Regions from separate parts of the Mus musculus genome. Here all the other regions are linked to region 1. A link is a loop called in an ENCODE intact Hi-C map of the cell type or tissue named here. Cell type or tissue: left cerebral cortex. All regions are shown on one strand.

What was found. Hi-C counts contacts between places; a loop is a spot of excess contacts. Peaks named below come from ENCODE experiments on the same cell type or tissue, not always from the same donor. Only the 100,000 strongest peaks of a DNase experiment are listed, where the experiment ranks them.
Region 2: a loop joins it to region 1, with 8 times the contacts of the local background. A loop is called at or near these places in 7 of 42 quality-filtered maps.
Region 3: a loop joins it to region 1, with 8 times the contacts of the local background. A loop is called at or near these places in 9 of 42 quality-filtered maps.

The regions. Positions count from the first base shown.
Region 1 is chr10:73,099,826-73,107,825 of GRCm38, reverse strand. It overlaps a transcript of Pcdh15 not described here. Among named protein-coding and RNA genes, the nearest start is that of A330049N07Rik, 17 kb to the right of the region's middle. In left cerebral cortex, CTCF peaks have their summits at 1,733 (motif pointing left) and 3,953 (motif pointing left); DNase peaks (open chromatin) are centred at 5,940, 7,205, 7,713, 7,929 and 5 more places; H3K4me3 peaks cover 2,473 bases; H3K27ac peaks cover 1,108 bases.
Region 2 is chr10:74,199,908-74,207,907 of GRCm38, reverse strand. The region is part of intron 6 of Pcdh15 (protocadherin 15); the gene reads right to left. Among named protein-coding and RNA genes, the nearest start is that of Gm40691, 67 kb to the right of the region's middle. In left cerebral cortex, a CTCF peak has its summit at 4,033 (motif pointing right); a DNase peak (open chromatin) is centred at 4,018.
Region 3 is chr10:74,459,935-74,467,934 of GRCm38, reverse strand. It overlaps Pcdh15 (protocadherin 15), which reads right to left. Exons shown (of 37, transcript NM_001142742.1): 23 at 1,537-1,653. Among named protein-coding and RNA genes, the nearest start is that of Gm40691, 330 kb to the right of the region's middle. In left cerebral cortex, CTCF peaks have their summits at 3,544 and 3,743 (motif pointing right); a DNase peak (open chromatin) is centred at 3,809.

The sequences.
Region 1 (8,000 bases):
AAGCCTGAAGGACTTCGGGTTTTGTTCTGAGAAACAAATGAGGGTAGACACGTGACTCCTGTAAATACAATTCTAATGAGATCAGAATAGAATGCGGCCCTCACGAAAGAAACACAATGATTTCTAATGGCTGAGGTTTCATTTCAGATAATGTTCAACAAGCGTAATGATGTAAAGCAAATACATTTCCCAAAGAAGGCCGAGATGATTTTATTCATTTCAGTATTTATTGTACTTATTGTAGCCATTCAAGGCCACAGAAACAATGTACAACCTAAAAGTGCCCTCCATTCACTAATGTGTCTCTTCCAATTTTAATTGAAGTAGACATTCAGTTGGGAAAATTCAACCAGGAGATTTTGTTTTTCTGTTGCCTGCTCCTGGGGTTTAAAGCAGGTGTGTTTGATGCAGTGTTTTGCGATCTGTCAAAGCTGGAATATCCCTATATGGTCCTCTGTATTTTTATTTAAATATGTGTTAATGTATATGGACCCCTGTATGGTACATTCAACTGTCAACAGTTCATATGCATTTCATATTTTTTTCCTCCTGATCTCCTTCCAAAACAGCTATTCAAAACGTTCAGTGAAACTCTCTGTTAAAACACAAACATACACACATAACTTGAATTCTTTTCCAGAAGGCTTAAGGCATTCCTAAGGTAGACACAGGAAGAAAGCAGGTCTAAGATAAATTTCAGAACAGCCTTGGAGTCAGTTAGCCTAACTACTGGCCCTGTACCCTTAACTCCTGTACCCTTAACTCATATCTATGGACGGCTGTACCGGGAAGGACTGAGCCCTGTGGCAGCCCGGTTGGTCTGAGGAATGCGCAAGAAGAGAGAAATGCCTGCCCTGGTGACAAACTGGAAAGGATTTTTGAATTCACAGAGCAGAAAGGAGCTCAGTGGAGTGTGGGTTTCCGTTCAAAATAAATGTGTCCGTGTTCAAAACACAACCGCGGGCCTCAACAGGCACTCTGTCTGCCTTCCATATTTTATTACATCACCTCTTCAGAGATGACACCCTGCAACCAGGCACCGAGACGCAGGAGCAAGGTCTCAAACCCACCTTGTTGCTGACTTCCATGGTGAAAATAGGGATCTCTGCCATTAGTGAGAAGCACGTGACACCTCCAAGCACTGAAAGCCTAAGTTCGCAAGGTGAAACGTTTTTTGTTTTTTGTTTTTTTAAAGATAATGCCAGAGAAAACGTTTTCAGAATTGAACATTCCTGCGGGCAAAATGCTATCATATCCTGGTAGAGCTGAGTTGGGTAAAATTGATGCAAACTCATAATATTATAAATGGTGCCGTTTATTTGAAATCCCACCGTGAGCCTTTCCAACATGGCAGTCAGAGAGAGTGTCTGACTTCTTGATGGAAATCTTCCTAACAAGAAAACTTTGGGCAAAGATTATAAATAATACTTAACTTTTGATTCTTATAGCTGGGGAGATAAAAATGTCTCCGGATGGTGGATACATGCGTACATATATCATGTAATATACGATACATATATATCTTATAATACATATATATTGTTTGTGTGTGATCTATCTTTGAGAGCTAGGCCTGCAATATTTTATAAATATAAAAATAAAGTATGCCAGAGCCAGAATGATAGCTTAGCATTTAAGAGCGCTCACTATTCTAAGGGAACAGTTGAGTTTAGTTTCCTGTTCCAACTCAAGCCACCAGTAACACCAGCTCCAAGGGAACCACTGCCCTCTTGTGGCGCCTGTAAGCACTGCACTCACATTCACATAGGCCCACACAGACACACAAACCAAGTTAAAAATAAATCCTTATGAAGCAATACTTGTTTGTAAATTAAAATATTTTGAGACATACCTCAGACCCTTCACTATGCATAAAAAAGCACACATTTCCACATGAAGAATGGTATTAAACCCAGTGGCCACATTTAATATTTGCTCTAGCTACAAAACTGCTACAATTTAAATATAAAGATCATCACGGTTGTTTTCAGTGAAAAATGTGCACATATCCTCGAGGGTAACACAGATCCCTCATTTTCGTTTTTTAAAATCAATTATAACCTGAATTTTTGGAAGTGTGATGTTAGTGATGGACTTGTGATCCCCAGATGTTACCGCTATGCCACGCCTAACTCGTGGAGTTTAGCACACACCACATTTAATACAGTATAAAACTCCATGCCTGACAGAGTTGCGCACCTTCTTCCAAACATTACTATTTGGATTTTTAGCAAGTTTGTTCATAGAAGAAGAAAATATGATATGTTTGATTGTAAAAATATAGCCTCAGATTAGATGGCTTCACAATATAAGAAAAAAAATCTATGGAATCTTGAACAAAAGCCTCTTACTTTGTAGCAGTGAGGAGAAATAAAGAGGTTATCAATCTGGGAGCAGTGGGGGCCTGGGAGGGTTCTGCGGAGAGTGTAGCTGGGAGGATCCGGACAGGAAAGGGAGAGGGAATTGTGTAATTCTATTTACATAAAAAACATTTTAAAAGAGAAAACACACACACACACACACACACACACACACACAACCCACAAGCCATCATTTTATTTATACAATTGACCAATTCCAGGCATTTTGCTAAGGTGGTCAGGGAGAAGTACCTCTTAGAAGAAAAATATATTTTAGTTCTAAGTTTTATAGCTACTGGTTGTAATGGGGAAAGTTGCTTTTCACCTACAATCAGGTTTCCAGTTAGCAATACATAAAGCACCCCCCCAACAGGCAAATGAAGTTCAAGAAAATACAAGGCAAATGCCCTTCGCTTCTCTCAAAGAAAATAGAGTCAACCCTGACACCCTGTCTCCTGATGCACGGTGGTCTCAAGCCTTGCTACAGTGATTTCTTCTAGTCTGACCCCTCTAGACCCAAGCAGTCTGTAGGAAAATAAAGAGAGATTGAAAGGCAACCCACCACCATGGTCTTCAGTTCTCTGAATATAACCATTGGCAATATTCTACTCCTCTTGCTCAAATCTGGGTTTTCACGAGTGTTCTCATTTCCTATTTTAGCCCAAAGGCTTCAGATGAGCTCAAGCCTTCTAGGGATGGGCTGTGAAATCCACAAACATCCAACAGTCTCAACAGCTGCTGGAATGTGCAAGTGACTCGCTGGTGGTGATAAACTGCTCATTGTTCTTACTGAGCAACTGAACACCTCAAAACAGACGCATGCTAAGATTTATCCTTTTTTTTTTCTAGTTGATATCTTTAAAAGTGCAAAGCAATCCTGTTCATGGATGTGCTATCGTATTATTTTAAGTGGATACATACAGTTTTGAGGTAGCATGTATGAGCCCAATGTAAACACGGAGGGGCATGTTTGAGGGGTCGTTTTAGTTGTAAGAACCTAAAAGAGAAAGGACAGCACATACGACATTATAATCGATTGAGAACTGGAACGGGCATTCCTTATAGATTCAAAGTCGTGTTAAGAAATCCCCTGAGGCTAGAAAGACCGTTCAGTGGTTGGAAACCCTTGCTGCTCTTGCAGAGGACCTGAGTTCAGTTCCCAGCACCCACTTTGGGTATCTCATAGCCATCTGTTACTACAGCTTCAAAGTAGCTGTAGCTTTAACTACTATTTTTAACCTCAGGCAAGTGATATTCACTCTCTATCACACACATCACACACATACACACATAAATATGATAATTCGTATCAAAAGAAAAATTCCATCTGCTAACGAGACTGAACTGATTTAAAAAAAATCCAGATTTCATCTTCTCACAGATGAAGTTTAAGAAAAAGAAAAGCATTGTCAACAGGAGACAATGAGATGCCCTACCCAATATCTATTAGTTGGAAGTTATATATAACAATAATCTTTCATTCTTAGAGAAAACTCCCATGTCACCATTGCCATAAATTCAGTTTAAGATGTTTCAGAACGGATATTTTCAGAAGCGTAGGCATCACAATAGCGCCACCATGTGGCAGTTCTCTCTCACCCCATGGGTGGAGGTGGAAGGAGCTTCTGGATACCCCAAACACAAGCTCTTTCATATTATATACATGGAAGGGGACCCACTTGGTCATCAGAGCTGCCTCTCTACTTAAGCCACTTTACTAAGGCAGGAGTGCTGGCGGCTGGGCACTAGGATCCAATCGTCTTATCACTTCTCACACCAGCGATGCGGTTCAGAGGAAGAAAAGGCAGTTCTTTCTTTCTGCCTTGCTAGGATGATGTTAATTCCCTCCGTAATTTCCTTGACAGACTTCCAGCTTCCTAGAGTTTCTTCGAGCACCACCTACACACATATCTAAAGCGGTCTCTGGAGGTTCAACAGAACAGAAACACAAAGCTCAAAAGTAAGCTTACAATCCGAGTGACTCTGAAAAGATACCGTTTCATGAGAGCGCAACAGCTACTTCCAAAAAGTAAAATCAAGATGCACATAGATTCAAGAGCAGGCAACCAAGCCTCAGGTAGAGCATATGACACTCTGGGAAAAGCCATTTGAGCAAAGGGGCATACGTACATGCATGCATACATACATACATGGACGTGTGCATGCTCACATGCAAGTGCACACACATGCCCAAGTACTATTCTTGTTTTCACATGTTCTGCTGTCTTGTTGCTCTTGTATAACATCTTCAGTGGTAGAACTCTACAAATGCCTGTAGTTGACAAAATATGTATTCCACAAAAGGAGTGTTCCTTAAGAAGGCAGCCCGTGATGACTAGCTTTGACATCACTCAGCCAATGCACAGCACACAGATAGAACACCAGGGCACACAGTGGCAGTCTCCTTTGGGAGGAGAGGGGAAGGTCTGAGGAGTTTCATGAAAATGTCAAACAGACCACAGAAACACCAGCATGTCCAGTTATCTTTAAAGCATTCTCCTTACTTCGGCCGTGCCCTCCTAAAGCTTTATTATAAATGGAAGCAACATTCCTAGAAAAAAAAAACCTGTTTTCTGGGATTTTAAATATATACTTTGTTTGGATATGGCCATGAAACTATTTTTCACTATTAAGAAAATATAAAAATAATCAATGTTAAAGGAATTTTAAAAGATGTTCTTACTCAATAAAAAGTAATTCACAATCCTTGCTTCCAGTTATTACATAATCATTTTCATCAATACATTGATCAAATTATCATCTCATCGGACTTCTCAATACATTGGTAGCGTTATCATCATCCATATGTAGCTTAAGTTACCATCTACCCAGACTCATCCATACACTGATGTTGTAAAAAATAAAAATAAAGGCATAAACTGAAAGTTGTTAAACATGATGATAAATTAGCACCGGAGGATAATCATCCCCCACAGAAGACTCCATGGCATGGGGTGAGAGAAGGCAAGGTAGACTCGGGAAGGTAAGAGTGTGCTAGGAACACACCAGCCGACCTTCCCTCATGGAAAACACATCCAGAGACACTAAGCCTGCAGTGATCACAGGCCGTTTCTTGAGTTAGGACACTGGTGTCACCCAAGATGCTAAACCAAAGCCAGTGAAACAGAAAGTCCTGAACCTCCATGTTAGTGTCCAGTTCTCAGTCAACCTCAGGAATAAACATTTAAGGAAATAAGCACTCCACTTGAGGAATTGATTCCTGAGGACAAACCATTGATTTGGAAAGGGATTACTGCAAAGGAGAAGTTGTTTTCTTGGGAGGCTCAACTCGCTTCTGAAGTGAAGATCTGCCCTCGGAGATAGAGATGTCTCTCCAAGAGATCTCACATAAAGCTGACTCCTGATGAAGATAACTCATGCTATGCAGTGCTTGTGTGTGCTTGCACATAGGTAGGAACACGGGTGCGTATGTGCACGTGCACACACAGAAACACACACACACACACAATGCTCACACATCCACCGTTTCAAATCGTGCTTCAATTTCCTTCTCTTTACGGCAGCCCAACTCACCCTTAGTATACAGTTCATGTTTCTAACTTAGCATGACTTCCTGACTTCCGCTAAATTCTACTCTTCCTACCTCTGTGGAATCCCGCCTGCCCCTTCCGTAGGACGCAGCTGACTCCTTTACTCCTTATTCACAGGGGACTCCACTATTGCAGTCTCCGTAACTTCCTTAGGGAACCCCCTAACTCTGAATTGCCCTGTGAGGAAGAGCCCAGGAGCAGAAGGCCAGGGGTTTGGAAACTGACTGCGGTTTGTGAGTCATGGGAGAAAAGCAAAAGGAATGGGTGTTGTGTTGAGAGAAGAGAGAGAGAGAGAGAGAGAGAGAGAGAGAGAGAGAGAGAGAGAGAGAGAGAGAACGCACAGGAGTGGGGTCGGTCGGGGGGGAGCAGGAGAAAGAGAGAGAGAGAGAGAGAGAGAGAGAGAGAGAGAGAGAGAGAGAGAGAGAACGAACAGACCAGGGAAGGATACTTAGAGGGAGGAGGGGGGCCGAAAGGTTGAAAAGCCAGATCTTGGACTTCCTGCCTCTGCCTTACAGGACATCTTGGAATTGACAACACATACATGAGGAAGTTGGATAAACTCGTGCAACATTATTCTATTACCACAAATGACATTGGAAATGAATTGTAACAGCCGTCTCTCCGTGGAGCCAACCACGGCAAGCCTGGAATACTAACCGGTTCATTTATTTCAGTGATTACCATCTGTAGTTTCAAAAGCACCAAACCCTGGTTTTCCAAAAGCCATCCTCTTCAAGTTAACTCTATCATTCCATCCGGTCTCTCCACCTGGGTAATTTTTTTTTAAACAAAGACTTTATATTTGCTCCCCCCCCCACACACACACACTGTAAAGAATGTCATTTGTTAAAGTATAGCAGTCCTTTGGATCATTTGGGGGCCACTCATATTTTTAGCTGCTATTCCAAGAGTCCAACTGGCTTATGCACTCTGCAGGAACTTCTACCATGTCTAAACTGCAGTCAGAGATATGTAGTCTGATTTTACCACACACTTAGTTACTTGACTGAGAGGGTTCTGATTTTTGTTTTTAATTTAATAAAATAAAACTTTATACAAGTCAGGAAACAACCGAGGTTATCATCATGTCTGTCCTCTGCACGTTGAAGTGTGTGCGTGTGTGTCTGAGAGAGAGAGAGAGAGTCAGAGAGAGAGAGTCAAAGAGAGAGAGAGAGAGAGAGAGTATAAACACACTATGTCCTTTATTCTACCCTTCTGAAAAGCTGCATCTTCCTTCTGCCTACAAGCATGGAAGCCTTCAGCCCCCATTGGCTTCATTTGGACATTAAGAAAACTTGCTACTAGGAAACTTTTGGGGGAGAAGGGAGGATGCTGAGCTGTGGTAGCCGTTGTATATGACAGGGACATTTATTTCCCATAATTCTTGCCCACGGGAAACACATCCTTTAATAAACTACATCAAATCAAGTTAGACATCATCCAAATCTCAAGGTATCAACTTCTCCCGGAAGCTGAAGAGCCCCCCCCCCCCCCCCAGCTCAGGGCCACTGAAGGATTTAGCACTAGGCATTCTGGTGGGAGGTGGAGGTCGCGGTCCCTGCGGGGTCCTGGGTCCCCAGAGTCTCCAAGAGGAGAGGTGAGCAAAGAGAAGAGGGAGAGAAGCTGGTTGCAGGAAACCAGACACGCTTTTGAATTCTGAGCTGGGCCTGAGAGTCAGGATCCCACCCCCTTGCCTACCTTCAGGCTCCAGCGAGCACCGCGGCGTCCTCCCTCAGAGCCTCTGCAGCCACAGCTGCACTGACCCCTGCCTGCTAGCCCGGGTCCCGCAGAGCGCGCCTGCCCCGCGCTGCACTCTCCACTAGTTCCCAATTGAGAGGCAATCAGCAAGGCGATTAACATCCACTGTGCGGGCACCCTCGTCCCCAAACCACGTAGCTAGCTCTTCTTCCTGCGCTCACCGAGCTTGGTCGCGCCGCAAAGGGTCACCCGGGGAGTCCCCGGCCGCAGCTCCTTCCTGGTGCTCGCCCGCTACCACGCCGCTCCTGCCGCGCCTCTCACCCGCGCGCCGGGCGATTCGCTTCCCGGCAGGCCTGGGGACACCGAGCGGGGAGGATCGATCCAAACGGCA
Region 2 (8,000 bases), 1.1 Mb before region 1:
ATAATAAATGCCTCAAGAGACAGACAAGTTTAGGCTGGTTGAAATGCTATGTAGTAGTTTCATGTACGTAAAGGCAGGAGTGACTCAATAGGTATAATTTGGTTAATACATATTTATTTAATTAAAATACCATTGTTTCTCTGGTTGAGGTGATGAAAGACTTTGTTTTGACTTGTAAAGTTATTTTTTTCTGAAATATTAAGTGTAACGGCTAATCCTGGTGGTCAACTTGACTATATCTGAAATGAAATACAATCCAGAAATAGAGGGTACACCTGTGATCAAGATCTTGAGGCTAGAAGACACAGGCTTCTGACCTGGACCTTGACATGGAGATCTTGAGGTATAGTGGCTATGAAAAGCTTAGCCAAAGGCAAGGTATTATAGGACTTTAATCCCAGGAGACTGAGACAAGTAGATCTCTGAGTTCAAGGTCAGCCTGGGATAAAGCAAGTCTCAGATCCAGGAGTGGTGGTACATACCTTTAATCTGGGCCACACCTTCTGCTGGAGCCTACATAAGGACATTGGAAGAAAGAAGATTTACTCTTCTTGCCCTGCTTATATTTATTTGCCAGCACATCTGTTGTAACCTACTTCTACAGAAGACCAGCTGAAAAAACTACCCTTGTGGAACTGAGCAACTACCAGACTCTTGGACTTCCCATTCACAGCTAACTGTTGTTGGATTAGTTGGATTACAGACTGTAAGTCATCACAATATATTCCCTCAATACATAGATACATTTCATAAGTTCTGTGACTTGGGAGAACTCTGACTAATACATTAAGTCATCACCTTATTTAATGAACAGTAAGAAGCACTAAGAATAAATACAATATTACTTATTCTATTTATTATGTGATGTGTGTGATCTCCTTTTACCAGCCTAAATTGATTTTTAACAAGAGTCTCAAAGAGAATATTTGCCTTCACTTATCTCCCTTGATTTCCCCCAGAGAATAATTGTGTTTGCTGTTTGATTTATATTTTCGTAAAGTTGTATTTCTATATGTGGTTCTTAGGTTGCATAAAATTTCCATGAATGCTGAATTAATGAACAACAACTTTGAATCCCCCAAGGAATATAGGAGCAGGCTGTAAGCCTCTGCTCACACATTTCCATTCAGCTAGCCAATATAAAATCTTTCTTATGTGCTTCTCTACAAAGAAATTTAATGTGGAGCTTTGATTTGCTAACATGGTAGCAACACAAGCTATGCCTGGATGAAGCAGATGTGACATCCATATTTTCTCGATGAGCCCCGTTCTGTCTTATTTTGATGGGGGATGCTGGGAGGCGTATGATCACAACACTTTATGGACATTTTAAACAACAAAACCATCAACAAATCATCATAAAGTGTGAAAAAAAAGTCATGGTCAGTGAACTGTAAAGACAATTGCATGTAGAATGAGAGCATGTATAAGACAGCAGAGTATGAGGCTGCACAGTCCTCTGTATGCATAAGTCACCTTTCCTGAGTAAGTAGTACCTTCCCTCCCCTGTCCCTCCCCCAGCCCACCACCATCTGTGAAGACAGGAGCCTAATTCCAGACCCTCTTCATTTGGGCATCATTTGCCTGGTAAGTCACTTCTTCCTTCTGGCACCCCTGCTCCTCCATCCCACCTTGATCTGCAAACTCAGAAGCCCAGTTCCAGACAAGGACCCCCTGAATCATCCTTGTTCTTGAGTCTGCTCTGCCTTCTCAGTCTAATTCTCCCTTTCCCATTGTCCTCTATCCTCTTCCATGTTGCCCCATCTGTGATCATCTCCACACACAACAGGTTCCAGATCAGTGGTCATTGAGCTGTAGTTGACTGATGAGAGACACTTGTTTCCTCTCCCACCCCTCTCTTTGCCTCTTTTGTCTCTGCACCCACAGACATAGCTCTGGACCCCTGGAGTGGAAGCCATCTTTTCCTGGAGCAGCTAAACAGCTCATGCACTAGCTTCATATAGTGTAGTTTAGATTCCTCATCTCATGCACTGAGTTAATCTAAGAAAATCCAAATTAGTACATTAGAAATACACCTGTCCCAAAAGAAGTTCTTGAGCTCGGGTCAAATTGCAGAAATAACACAAATGTTCAGAAGTGTATCCGATCTCCTAAGAAGCATAGTAATGGAATTAAAGACACAGATTAACAGACACTCAACAACACTTGCTGGTTTCAATGGGCTGCTTTCTCAAAGAGATATGTCACGTGGACAAAACATACAGAGAAACCTCAGAATTCAATGGCATCTTATATCAAATGTACCTAACATATAGCTACAGAACACCCTAGCTAACACCAAAGAATACACAATCTACTTAGCAGCACATGGTCGTTTCTCTAAAATAGACCAAACCCTGAGACAGAAAACACACATAGAAAATAGAGAAAACCAGAAATATTTCTATATGTACTGCCCAAACATTCTACAATAAAACTTAAAAAAAATCAATACCATGCAAAAGCCCCTTAAGTATGTGTAGAGGAGAAACATCATGTTACTAAATCAGAGAAGAAATCAAGAAAGAAATAAAAACATTCCTGAAACTAAATGGGACTGAACATGCAACCACAGTAATAATTATACCCCTGTAATATGTTAGCAGTAGTTTTAAGAGGAAAATTTATAGCTCTAAATTTCTACACTAAAAAAATCAGACAGAGCACAAATAAATGACTCAATGTTGCAGCACAGGAATTTGAGAAACAAAAAGGAATCAAACCAAAGCCCATCAGATGGCAAGAAACAAAAAAATTCCAGGCCTAATTCATGAAATTGAAACAAAGAAAACCAACAAGACTAAGAACTGGTTCTTGGAGAAGATGAGCAAGATTGACAGACCCTCCACCCAACTAACCAAAAAAAAAAAAAAAAAAGGTGGGACCTAATTACCAGAAATGAATGGGGAAACATTATGACATACATCACATACATCAAAGAGTGTATTTGCATGTGTATGTGTCTCTTCCTCTGTGTGTGTGTGTGTGTGTATGTGTGTGTGTATATGTGTGTGTGTTTCTTCAGAAGAGGAAAAACAAATACTTCCTCTACAAAACACAAACCAAAGGTTTAGATGTAAAACTTGGAAAGATGGAACCCTGGCTTTTCACATAGATCCTTTGAAACTCAACATTCTTCCTACAAATGTTAAAGTTGGATTGAGGTTTAGAAGGGATTGTTTGGATCTATACTTCAATTGCTTGTTAAACAACACATAAATACATTTGTTGATTCCATAAGGTATGGTATCATTTCTTTCCCAATCTATGTCAGATAAGGAAATTCAGAGCCTGATTAAAAACAAACAAACAAACAAAACCTTGAATGAAAGTTCATAGGGTCAGAATTAGAAGACAAGGAGCTAAGTCAGAAGTAAGGCAGACAGACTCTTGAAGAATTCAAGATTTCATTTGGAGACATTTACTTCAGTGTCCACTTACTTCAGAGTAAAATATAGAAGAAACAGCCTCACAGAGATGACCCGTAATAGAGTATGTCAGAGTAATGAGAATCTAATTAAATTATGCAAAAAGTGCTGGGTCCATCATAAATTCTCATAGAAAAAATCAATATATAGTCATTCTTCCTAGTAAATATTAAAAATAAATTTTAATAGATTATACACTAAAATGTATGTTATAAGATTCTAAGAGAAATATAAAATACCATTCCCACAACATGGTAATCACTAATGACTTACTCAATGGGAAAAATGACATACAAGTCACAAAAATAACATTGGAACAGTTTTAAAATAACACCTCGTGAAAAGCCAACTCACAAATTGGTGGAGACAGTCAGAGTTACATGTATTCAACAAAGAATTTGTGCCCAGGATATATAAAAATATTCATAACTCAATAGAGAATGGCAGACCCTTGGATTGGATGGTTATCAAAACTGTGATGGTAGTCCTTAAAACCTCTTATTTTCAAGTAGCAACAGGAAATATTTATGAAAATGTCATTAAATCAAGTCTACACATTTACCAGCTTGGGCCCAAATGAGAAGTCATAAAAATACCAAGTTTGTCCAGGAGGTGGAGCACAGTGAATGCTGTTGTTCTGCAGTAGAAACTAATTTTCATAATCACTATGAAAATATTTCCTTGGAAGAGAGTCATGCATATACTGTGACTTGGATTTTCCACTTAAAATTATTTAGCACTTAATAAACAAGAATATGCACATATGTACCCTCATGCTACATATAATAACATAGTAGATAAGTTTTAAAAGAAAATAGCTGAACAACTGTCAATGGTCGTGAGATGTAGATAAGCACTATGGTAGAATAATTGCTGAGAACACAAATACTCCTCTTCATCCTCAGTACAGCAGTCAAGTTTAAGGTGAATTACCTTCATACTACTGCACATCACATGACTATAGGATCGATGCAGACCAAAAGCATAACGCTGAAACAGGAAGCTCTGACCTAAAAGGAATGTGCAATGTATAACTCAGTTCATACTATCAAAACTAATAAGGGGGAATAAGCTAGACTACCATATGTGAGAGTGTTCAGTTCCTCCATCCTACAGAGGGGATGGCTTGAGAGATTTAGCCCCACCGATGTATTGATAACCTTTAGGACTTGACTTTAGAAATATCATGGAAGTAAATAACACAATTCACTCATTTATGATATTTATGCTATATTTCAAATGTATGCTTTAGTACAAAGCCTTGATCTTTTAGTGTCAGTACAAATATCAGAACGATGACCTACCTATGAAATAAAACCAAGTTTAGGCTTTGCTTCAAAGTGACTTCTCTAGAGGAGGGATATGATAAAACAGGTCTTTCTGTTGACTGCTGAGGCTGGATAACTGTTACTGATCCTTGTCCACAAGAAGAACTTAGTAAGAACTTGAACAGGTAACACATAACTGGAGTGAAGATTGTTTTTCTTAATATATCTCTCCCTTTCTGTTCATTTCAATTCAACTTTTTTCCTAGTTTCCTAACATTAAGATGAAAATATTAAAAATCAAATGTATGCGAAGTTTTCACCAGAATGGGTGTCTCAGTGGCTTCTGAGATTCTATAATCCCATATAGTACTGGTGTTAGAATTTTCTTTCATGGTGCCTCTTAAAATATGTCATTCCAGTTGGTTTTGTTTCTGCAAGCAAACCGTGGTACGAACACAGTGACTTTAAAGAACTTTTCAAAACTGCTGCCTTGCTTCAGCATATTACAACAGAGACTGCAAAAAACAATTTTGATACCAATATCCTTTTTAGTCACAAAGGCACAGCATGCTGGAAGTGTCCACTTGCAATAAAACAAATGCAAAAAGCAAAAGGAAAAAATCAATAATATCAACTTAATAAAAATGCCACTGCGAAACTCCCAACACACAGAAATGGTTCCAAGGAATAGGAGCCCAGCGCAACATATGCTTTTAAATTGATGTCACGGTGGGGATTATATGTAAGAACATTCTATTAAAACAAAACATCTTTGGATTACTGAAACTGGTAAAGAAACATAAAACTGAGCAAGACAGCCTTACCCAGTGGCATTACTGCTAAGTGTATTGCAACAAGCCTTTTTCATTTGCTATATTTTCTTTACAATACAATTTTTATGATATAATAAGATTAGCAGTATCTTGGAATAAGTATACATTATATGCAAATATATGTAAGTAATATGTGTTTCATCTTGCAATTAATAGGTAACAATTGAATTGTGGTTTAAATGTGAAAAATTTCCCCATACATGTTGGTCTTGGCTAGTGGTGCTGTTTGGTAACACTGTGGGACATTTAGAAGGTGGACCCTCTAGGGAGGATGTGGGTCACTGGGTCTGGCTTTAAGGCTTCTCCCTCTTCCCCAGAGACTCAATATGAGGACTAGACAATCTCCTGCTTCTGCAACCATGCCTCTCCCATTTCTTTATGTGTTTCCCATACTGGAAAGATCTGAGTTGTCCTGTACCTTAATGACAAGATGTTATCAAACATAGAGGGTACTGTGTCTTTGCTAAGAGATGAGCATCATCAACAAGGCAACATTATCTAGCCAAACAAGAGTTTATGTCAGGCTGTCAGACTAACACACAACTGCTTTCCAGTTATCAATATAGTTTGTCTGAACCATGGCATTAGACAGACATCTCATGACAATTAATATCAAGGAAATCTGCTCAGCAGGAGGCAATATGCTGCACATTTTATTGTTACTCTTGCGAGTTAGGGATGCCTGCCATCTAATCAACAAATCCTCAGTGTTATGATTAATCTCTTGCATTTGTATAGCATAGATTTGGTTCATTTTTCAGGACTGATTTTTCTTTTTTATATACTCTCATGGCTACAGGGAGAGCACATATTTGGCTAAATATTATTCTGCATATGTATGCGAAGTTTTTCTGTGTGAGTTTATCATTGGAACAGTAGAGCAATAATGAGTATCAATTATGCTGCTCAGTGTGATGGGCCTCTCCCAAGCCACAGATGCCATGAATAAAAGAATGGGAGAGAGGAAGCACTCGTTTACTCTGTCACTGAGCTTGCGACAAACAGATAGACTGGAGCTAGTGTAATTTCCTGTACAAATAACATATGTGCAGGCTGTATATTTCAGGAAATATACACTGATATGTTAGGAGCTTCATGGGCTTCATATGTTCAGCTTACTCTTTACTAATATAAATATACGCATATATTTATGAAACATTTGACAAATGGTTATAAATGTTAGACATTACCATGTGATATATATTCAGCTACAGAATATATATAATAAACATTTATTGCTATGTATTTTCAATATTGTAAACATCTATATCACCTTTATCTATTGGATTGGATGGTTGTCTGACCAATCTTTCTCAAGATCATCAAAAGGAAGCAAAAGTTCCTCTAGTCTCAGTATGAAAGAAGAAACAGAGCGATTAAAAGTGAGGAGGGTCATCAATGGGGATTCTGAGGATTCTGGGTTTAAGTAAACTAAGGATACATAAATAATTAGTTTCAAGTTAATAATACTGGGCCCATTTTTTAAATTCTTTTCTGTGGGTTAGAAGTCTATTCAAAGTTTTTATTTGATCTTGATTTAACTTTGATAAGTGGAACCTATTGAGGAAACTATCCATTTCTTTTATCTTTTCTAATTTTGTAGAGTGCAGTCTTTTAAAGTAGGTCCTTAGAATTCTCTGTGTTTCCAAGGTGTTTGCTGTGTGTCCCTCTTTTCATTTCTGATTTTGTAGAGTGAACCATATGGATTTAAGAAGTTACTACTGGATAGGGATGCATACAGACTTTATAACTTCTGAAAAATCACATTTATGGAAAAATTGTTCTTATAAAAGTATGATACTGAAGCATTTCTATGATATTTCCATCAGAATGGAGGCTAAGATAATACTACCATATTATCAGAAAATGATGCTTTTCTAATCGCTGAAGATAACCCTGTAAGAAAACCAACAGTGTTAAATAACCTGGATCCCTGGAAGCTCCCAGAAACGAAGTCACCAACCAAAGAGTATACATGAGATGATCTGACATCCATGGAGACATACATAGCAGAGAATTGCTCTGTCTGGCTTCAGTGGGAAAGACTTAATGCTTCAGGGAAGGGGGATGCCTGAGGGTACCATCTCAGAGGGAAGGAGAATAGGGTGGAGAACTCTGGGAGGGCAAATCTCGGGTGGGAGACATTTGGTATGAAATCAAATAAAATATCTAATTAAAATTATACTTCTCTAAACAATAAAGTTTTATAACTTAATTTTATGAATCTCATATACAACAAAACCAGAACTAGTTGTCATTAAACAGAACAAGCTATCTTTGAAAGTGTGTGTGTGTGTGAGAGAGAGAGAGAGAGAGAGAGAGAGAGAGAGAGAGAGAGAGAGAGAGAGAGAGAGAGAGAGGGAGGGAGGGAGGGGAGGGGAGAGTGAGTGGGAGGGAAGGGGAGGTGGAGGGGAGAGGGGTAGAGGGAGAGGAAGGGGTAGAGAGGGAGAGGGAGAGGGAGGGAAGGGGAG
Region 3 (8,000 bases), 1.4 Mb before region 1:
TAATAATCAGTAAGAACTAAGGATGTGAACTTAAAGTTTCTTCCACAGAAATGCAGACCTGGGAAAGTTCTAAAAACAACTCTAATGGTTTAAATCAGAGACTTCTTCTAGGAAAGGTAACTTAATAGAGTAGACCATTGACCAAGAAATAATTTATCACCCTCATGGAAACAATCAGATCACCAGGTACCAAAGTCACACGTGCCAAGATCAAGTGCCCTAAGACTTTGAGCATCCTGTACAGAGCAACAGAACCATTAGGCCACGCATCAATTCCACTCTTAAACTCAATGATCTCCTAAACTCTTCATTTATCATTTCTCCTGAGTTCCAATTCCTCTCTGTAGTTCTGTCTTGACCGTCTGTGAGTTTCTTGACAGCAGAAGGTGATTAAGCCAGCGGGCAGTGGGCGTTCATTATTATTGGTGTGCTCACGGATCATACTGAGGTGTGTGCAGTAGCTACTTCTTGCAACTGATGTGCTTACAGCTAGGAACTTTTGCTTATTTTCCAAGCTGGGATAAGTCAGTTACAAAGGTGTTTTAACACCCTGGGAAGGAGCTCCTGAGGGAAAGACCACTGCTTCCAAAGCTAACGTATTCTTTATTTTCCCAGAGGTTATCGTCAAAGCAAGCTTCGTACAGCTTGTAGCTGCTGGAACTGAAAAATGTGATGACTGCCATTGATTTTTTTTAATGTAAAAATTGTTTTAGAAATAGTATGCATATTAGCACTAAGAAATAATTTTAAGTCCCTGGCATGATTTAAGGCTTTAATCTTTTTAGACTTCTCAATGATAGCTTCTTTAATATGTTTATTTGCATTTTCTAGAAACCATTACTAGCATGAGTCCCTCAAAGTAAAAATATAAATCTGCTCAGACATTTAAAAAATTGGAAAGAATTGTAGGTTTTATACAGGGTGTTTTATACTGGTGTTATTATTTTTTGACTTGTATCAAATGTAATAATTTAACAACATTAAGATTTTTTTCATTTGTGTTATAATTACGTATTAGTTGAAAGCTCTGTCTTGATTGGCAACTTGGGATGTTTAGAAATAGGTCAATGCTCAACATAATTAATGAAAAATCTTCTAAATACATCTGAAAGAGACAGTGAGATTTATGTTTATAAAAATATGTTGTATGTAGGCTTAGCATTTGCTTATAAAAAGGCCATGCATAAATAAAACAGAAATGCATGAATATGAAACCTTTCCCATACAAAATTCAACTTAAATAAGGATCCTGTGTGATGGTTCATGATTCCAAGTACAAACAGTTCTGCATATGCTTAGCATTAATGCTGGATAAATTGGCAAATAGTAAACATTTAATATCTAACTAAAAACCTTAGACTCTGCTGTCTGCCTTCATCAGTGGTCACATAAAACATGACTGGCAGATCGTAGACATGTAGTCAGTAAGCAAGATCTCTGGAAAGGAGGAGAGGGGTCTTCAAGATCTAGCTGCTTTCTCGGGAACGGGGCACTTTCTAATCTCAACCCACAGCATTGGCCAGCATCTCTACTTACAGGTGGGTCCGCATCTTCAGCATAAACGGTGGTGATTGGTGTCCCCTTGACTGCATCTGGAGCCACCATCCCCTTGTAGATGCGTTTGCTAAACACTGGAGGGTAGTCATTCATGTCCTGTGAAGTAGAATTGAGATTTAGTGCTGTGGCCAAAGGAGACCAGGGAACCAGTTAGGTCGATTTGGCTCTTCATGTCATGCAACCTATTTACCAGGACCGGTTTTGTCCTTCCAGAACCTTTCATCTCCCACCTGACACCCTAGAGAAGTCAGGAGTCTATATCAGTGTGTGTGATATTAATCCCAGCATTGGAGAGACAGAGGCAGGCAGAACTCTGAGTTCCAGGTTAGCCTGGCTTACAGAGAGAATTCCAGGACAGCAAGTGCTACACACAGAAATCCTATTCCCCATCCTCTCCAAATACAGTCCAGGAAACAGGAAAAAAGATGTTTTGTTATTTCTTTTGTTGTTTCTTCCTTTTTAAACTTCTCTGTGTTTTTTTTTTTTTTATATTTTTTAAATTAGGTATTTTCCTCATTTACATTTCTAATGATACCCCAAAAGTCCCCCATACCCCCCCACTCCCCTCCCCACCCACTCCCACTTCTTGGCCCTGGCGTTCCCCTGTACTGGGGCATATAAAGTTTGCAAGTCCAATGGGCCTCTCTTTCCACTGATGGCCGACTAGGCCATCTTCTGATACATATGCAGCTAGAGACATGAGCTCTGGGGGGGTACTGGTTAGTTTATATTGTTGTTCCACCTATAGGGCTGCAGACCCCTTTAGCTCCTTGGGTACTTTCTCTAACTCCTCCATTGGGAGCCCTGTAATCCATCCAATAGCTGACTGTGAGCATCCACTTCTGTGTTTGCTAGGCCCCTTCGTAGCCTCACAAGAGACAGCTATATCTGGGTCCTTTACAACAGGTTTGAACATCCCACATACTTAATATGATTCCAAGAGCAAACTGTGAAATGTCCTTTATTTCAACTTTCATTTTAATGAATATAAAATAATAAGAGGAGGAAGTCTTCCCCGAAGCACACTACAGTGATGGTATTCACAATTACATATGCTTACAGATAGAATGCAATGTTAATTTACTTAAGGGAAAATTTCAAAGCAATTTATATGTATCTGATTTCACTGTGGTGGTAAAGGCTTACTGCCAGTCATTGAGTAGATACTAAGTTATGGCCGTGATAATTGAGTAGATACTAAGTTACAGCCATGATAACTAAGCACTGGATGCTATACTATTGGATACCATCTGACTCCAGATAAAGACATCCCTGTGGAAACTCTCCTAACCATAATTTGGCAAATGAAAGTGGTGGTCCAGAAGATGACTTGTCTGAACTGATATAATTATTTGTAAGGGCCAAAAACAATAAATCAATTCCTCTGAGTGGACGAAGATTTTTCTTAACCATCTTATCACTTAGGGAGAACTGCATGTCCTTTGTTTTTCTGACTTAGTGGTGTTTACTACAATGATTGCTTTAATGTTTGATCAAGCATCACACATTTAACTACATGACTTTCCAAAGGTTGATAAACTCAGTTTGCTCCTGATTTTTGTTGGTTTGTTTGTTTATCTGTTTTTGTTTTGTAGCTTATCCCTGCCCCTCTGGCCCAAGGAAATGTGAATTTTTGGAAGATTCGACTCTCTGGTGGTGAGGTAGCAGGATGTATTTTTCTAGTTGCATTAATTCAGTTCTTGGTGGTATGGAGAGAAGAGACCCATTTTTCTTTTCTGCTAGGTGGGTATTGGCAGATTCACCTTTGAGAATTCACACTGGGTGTTTTGATATCCATCCTCATAAACTGATTATACACACGCCAAAGGTTATAATAACAGAGGACCATTAAGAGATTGCTTATCCTTCTCATTATTTTGCTTGCCATTGACAGCATGAAGAATAAATCAATATTGTTATAATGTAGCAGTATTTCTTTTCATGGCCTACTCTACATGTGTTAGGCTTATGATCTCTATTGTGGGTGAAATATGTGGCAGATTGCCCATCATTCTACCACAGTTTATTGGAATGCAATGCCAACACGCATAATCAATACTTCATTATATTTATGCTGCGGGGCTATCAAAAGGAAAGAAAAAAAAAAAAAAAAAAAAACTCTCCTGGTGTGCAAATGTTCTATTATTCAGTTAAATTAAAAAAGCTCAACTCTACCACTAGAGGGCAGTATTGGCAAAAGGAAAGATTTCTTCCTCTGCCCTATAGTTAATTTTATCATTAAAACTCATTATAGTTTGCTTCCTGTGGTTATATTTGTTGATCTGAACAAAAATGAGTTTTAGTATTTCAACAGAGCATTCCAAATGTTGCCATGGTTTTCAACAAAAACAACACCAGGCATCTCTCACTGTGTTATTTTTTAACCAGTAAAGCTTGTAATTTGAATCCATGCGTCCTACAAATAAGATGTGACCTCAAGTTATTGTTAGCTAGATGGAAGAAAAATATGAGTCTTATGTATTCATTTTCAAAATGAAAGTCTAAAATAATCACGCAAACCATTTTTTGTTCAGACCAAAGGGTAGATTTGAGGGGACAAATATATTGAATATCATTCCAGGATGTTGTATATCTGTACTGCTGGCCAGTTTATAGATGAATAACAAACTAAAAAATAAAAGTAAAAAAGAACACGGACACTTAATATAAAGAGATGACAAATACGATGTGTTTTATAAAAATAAACCAATTGGGATATAGATCTCCTCCGCTTCTGACCCTCCCCCCGAGAGCTACAGTGGTGTGAAGCAGTGGATGGTTCTACCTCTATGCTGTTGACAATTCTGTCTGCTGCGGGCACTGACTTGTCTGGCCACCCTGCCCTCCTCCAGCTGCTCTCAGTTAAGGACAGTTGGCCGCCAGGGTCCATGCAGGAGCTCTTACGCTCTTTGTTTCCTGTAGGTCGGTCTTCTGTCTTCTGTTTCTTGCTGCTTTCTTGGCTTATGTTTCCTGACTCCTCTCATCCCTGTACTCCTGAGTGTGCTGTCAAGACGTGCATGCCTTTACACAAATGGCGTGTTTTCCTGCTTCACGTTGGGGACATTCTTAAATAGAAGTCAAATTCTTTGATAATTTCATAGTTTTCGAAAACTAAACTCATCACTGAAGATTCTCTCTTAGTTGTCAAGTGCAATGGCTGGCCATGGCAACTTGACTACATGTGGAATTGGCTAGAATTCAAAGTTGGAGGGTGTAACAGGAAAGGCAGGGCTACCTCTATTTAAACACGGGGGGGGGGGGTGCGGGGGGAGGGGCACACACAGCCATAAAAAGCATCTCCTGCTGGAGGACCTAATTGAGGACTGCCTGAGAGACCAAGGATTACAGGCACAGACGATGCCAGCCAATCTGGAACTGATGTTAGGAAGAGATGCTTTCTTGGGGCCAGCGGGTTGTGGGTATTGAAGGAGCTTGCAGCAGCAGTTCAGATGAGCTTGCTGGCTTTTCTCACAGGGCACAGGCAGCAGGAGGGTACACCCGTGAGAGGTTTTATTGTTTGTTTGGTTTTCTTGTTTTTTGTTTTCACTCAATTTGAAGCAGGTAGATTACGTTCTAATCTGGATCTTTGGGGTTGGAAGACACATGGCTTTAATCAACGCCACACCTTCTGCTGGAAGCGTGTATCGGGAAGCTTTTGGTCTTTTGCCTGGTTCTTTCTGCCCTCGCTAGCCAGCAAGTTCATTTCTTCACTGTTTTTAATGCCTATTTCTTTAGGATTCCAGTGTATATGGAAGATAAGCCGAGGCATCCAGCCATGTGGACAGAGCAAGCCCATAAGCAGTGTTCCTCCATGGCCTCTGAACCAGCGGCTGTCTCCAAGTCTTGCCCTGTTTGAATTCCTGTCTTGACTTCCTTTGATGGTCAACTGTGAGGTAGAATGATAAGCTGAATAAACCCTTTCCTCCCCAGCTTGCTTTTAGTCATGATGCTTCATAACTGCACTAGTAAGCCTAAGACACCTAGATTCAATAGGGGATCGTAGAATTTCTGAGTTTGTAATCTCTTTTTGCTGCAACAAAATATCTGAGAAAACTGAAGGAGGATTGATTTGAGTTACAGTTCTGAGTTTGAAGAACATTACAGACCAGAGCTTTGCACATCATGGTGGCCAGAAAACAAGGAAAAGAGAGGCCTTAATTTAAACAAAGACACTCCCTATTTTATTCTTCTAAAATCTGTTAGTAAATTAATCCCTTCATGAGGTCGGTGTCCTTTGGAACCAATCCACAAGATCCCTGATTCTCAATATTCTCACACTATATGCCAAAAGAACTTCTGAGGAACACTGAAACTCCAACCAAGATACTACAGGCTTACATTCATTATCATGGTTTAATACACACACACACACACACACACACACACACACACACACACACACACACGTGTGCACGCATGCGTGTGTGTATGTGTATATGTATATATATGTATGTATATGGGTATTGAAAGTCGACCACAACATTCATTGGAATATTTTAGGGAAGACTGAATTTTCACTAAAAACAAAACAGCTGGATGTGGTGGCACACATTTTTAATCGCAGCACTCAGGAGACAGAGGCACAAGGATCTCTGTGAGTTAGAGGCCAGCCTGATCGATGGAACCAGCTCCAGACAGACAGAGAAATCCTGTCTCAGAAAAAAGAAATCCAACCAACCAAGAAGCCAAACACAAAACCAAACAGACAACCAAAGAAACAAAAAATACAAAATGAAACAAAGAACAAAAGAAAAGAAAAATCTCATATAATATTTAAAATACCATTTTCTGAAGGTAATTTTAAACAATCCTCCATATTTGTCTCAAGAACTTACAGAGCTTTAACCATTGCATAGTTTTAAAAATTTTATGACAGTCTTTGTTACTGGTAAGACAGAAAAGAGGTAGAATTTATATCTATATTTAAAACAACAACCCATTCAATATTCAGCCATACAAATATTTGTTTTCTTTAAAACCTAAGGCAGTTTCCGCAAATATCATTTTTTGGAATATTAGTCCCAGAAGAGGCTTTATAAACAGGACCAACTATTCTTTATTGGTATCAAAAATATCATTTCATTTCTCTGAAATAGACAATCTATATTAATACTATGTGAAGTTCTGCTGTATAGAAATGTATTAACTTTTATTTAGTCTCATGTTTTCCAGAGTTTTATTTGTTTATGGGTTGAGTGTGTCTATGTGTGTATATATTTATCTGTGTGTATGTGTGTATATATGTGTGTGTATGTGTATGTGTTTGTATGTGCATATGTGTGTATGGTATCGATCTATGATATGTGTATATATGTGTATGTGGTGTGTGTATATGTGGTATTTGTCTATGATGTGTGTTTGTGTACATGTGTTATTTGTCGATGGTATATGTGTGTTTGTTTTGTGTGTATGTGTGTGTGGTATTTGTCTATGATGCATGTGTATGTGTGTATGATCTGTGTGTATGTATGTATGTGGTGTGTGTAAGTGTACATGTTATTTGTCTATGGTGTGTATATATGTATGTATGTAGTATGTGTGTGTGTATATGGTGTGTGTGTGTGTGTGTGTGTGTGTATGGTGTGTGTGTCTGTGTATATATGGTGTGTGTGTGTATGTGTGTGTATGTGTGTGTGTGTGATTACTATCTCTGAGAAGAAGTGTACTATTAACAGATTCCTGAGAGGCAAATCTGAGATATTGAAGATGTAAATTATTATTGTTTGGAAAATTGAATGAGTTCAATCCAAGTTTTCTGAGGATATAATAAGATACCAAACATGACAAGCACCATACAGGTTATGTTAGGTAGCTCCTTGGGGCAGGGACAGCAGCTGTGCCTGGCTGGAAGGTTGCTATGACCACAGAAACTATGGGACCGTGAAAGGCAGCCTGTTTTGGTTGAGCAAGGCTTGCTCCAGAGACACAGTAGGAAACTCTACAAGGGACGGAATAGTGAGCCACGTTCCCAGAGACAGGTGCCTGACACCACAGAGCCCCCACGTCCATAATTCTGTATCAGTCACACAGACAAAGCCCCGAGCTCCTGGCATTCTGGCTAGACTCCACCCCCACAGTTACTTGACAAAAGCCAGGTATGCTCCTTCCCACAGTTACCTGGCAACAGCAAGGTAGCCCAGCCCATAAAAGGAGCTGCTTGGCCCCTCCTCGCTCTCTCTCTCTCTTTTTATTATTAGGTATTTTACTCATTTACATTTCCAGTGCTATCCCAAAAGTCCCCCATACCCCCCCAATCCCTTACCCACCCACTCCCACTTTTTGGCCCTGGCGTTCCCCTGTACTGGGGCATATAAAGTTTGCAAGTCCAATGGGCCTCTCTTTGCAGTGATGGCCAGCTAGGCCATCTTTTGAAACATATGCAGCTAGAGTCAAGAGCTCCGGGGTACTGGTTAGTTCATAATGTTGTTCCACCTATAGGGTTG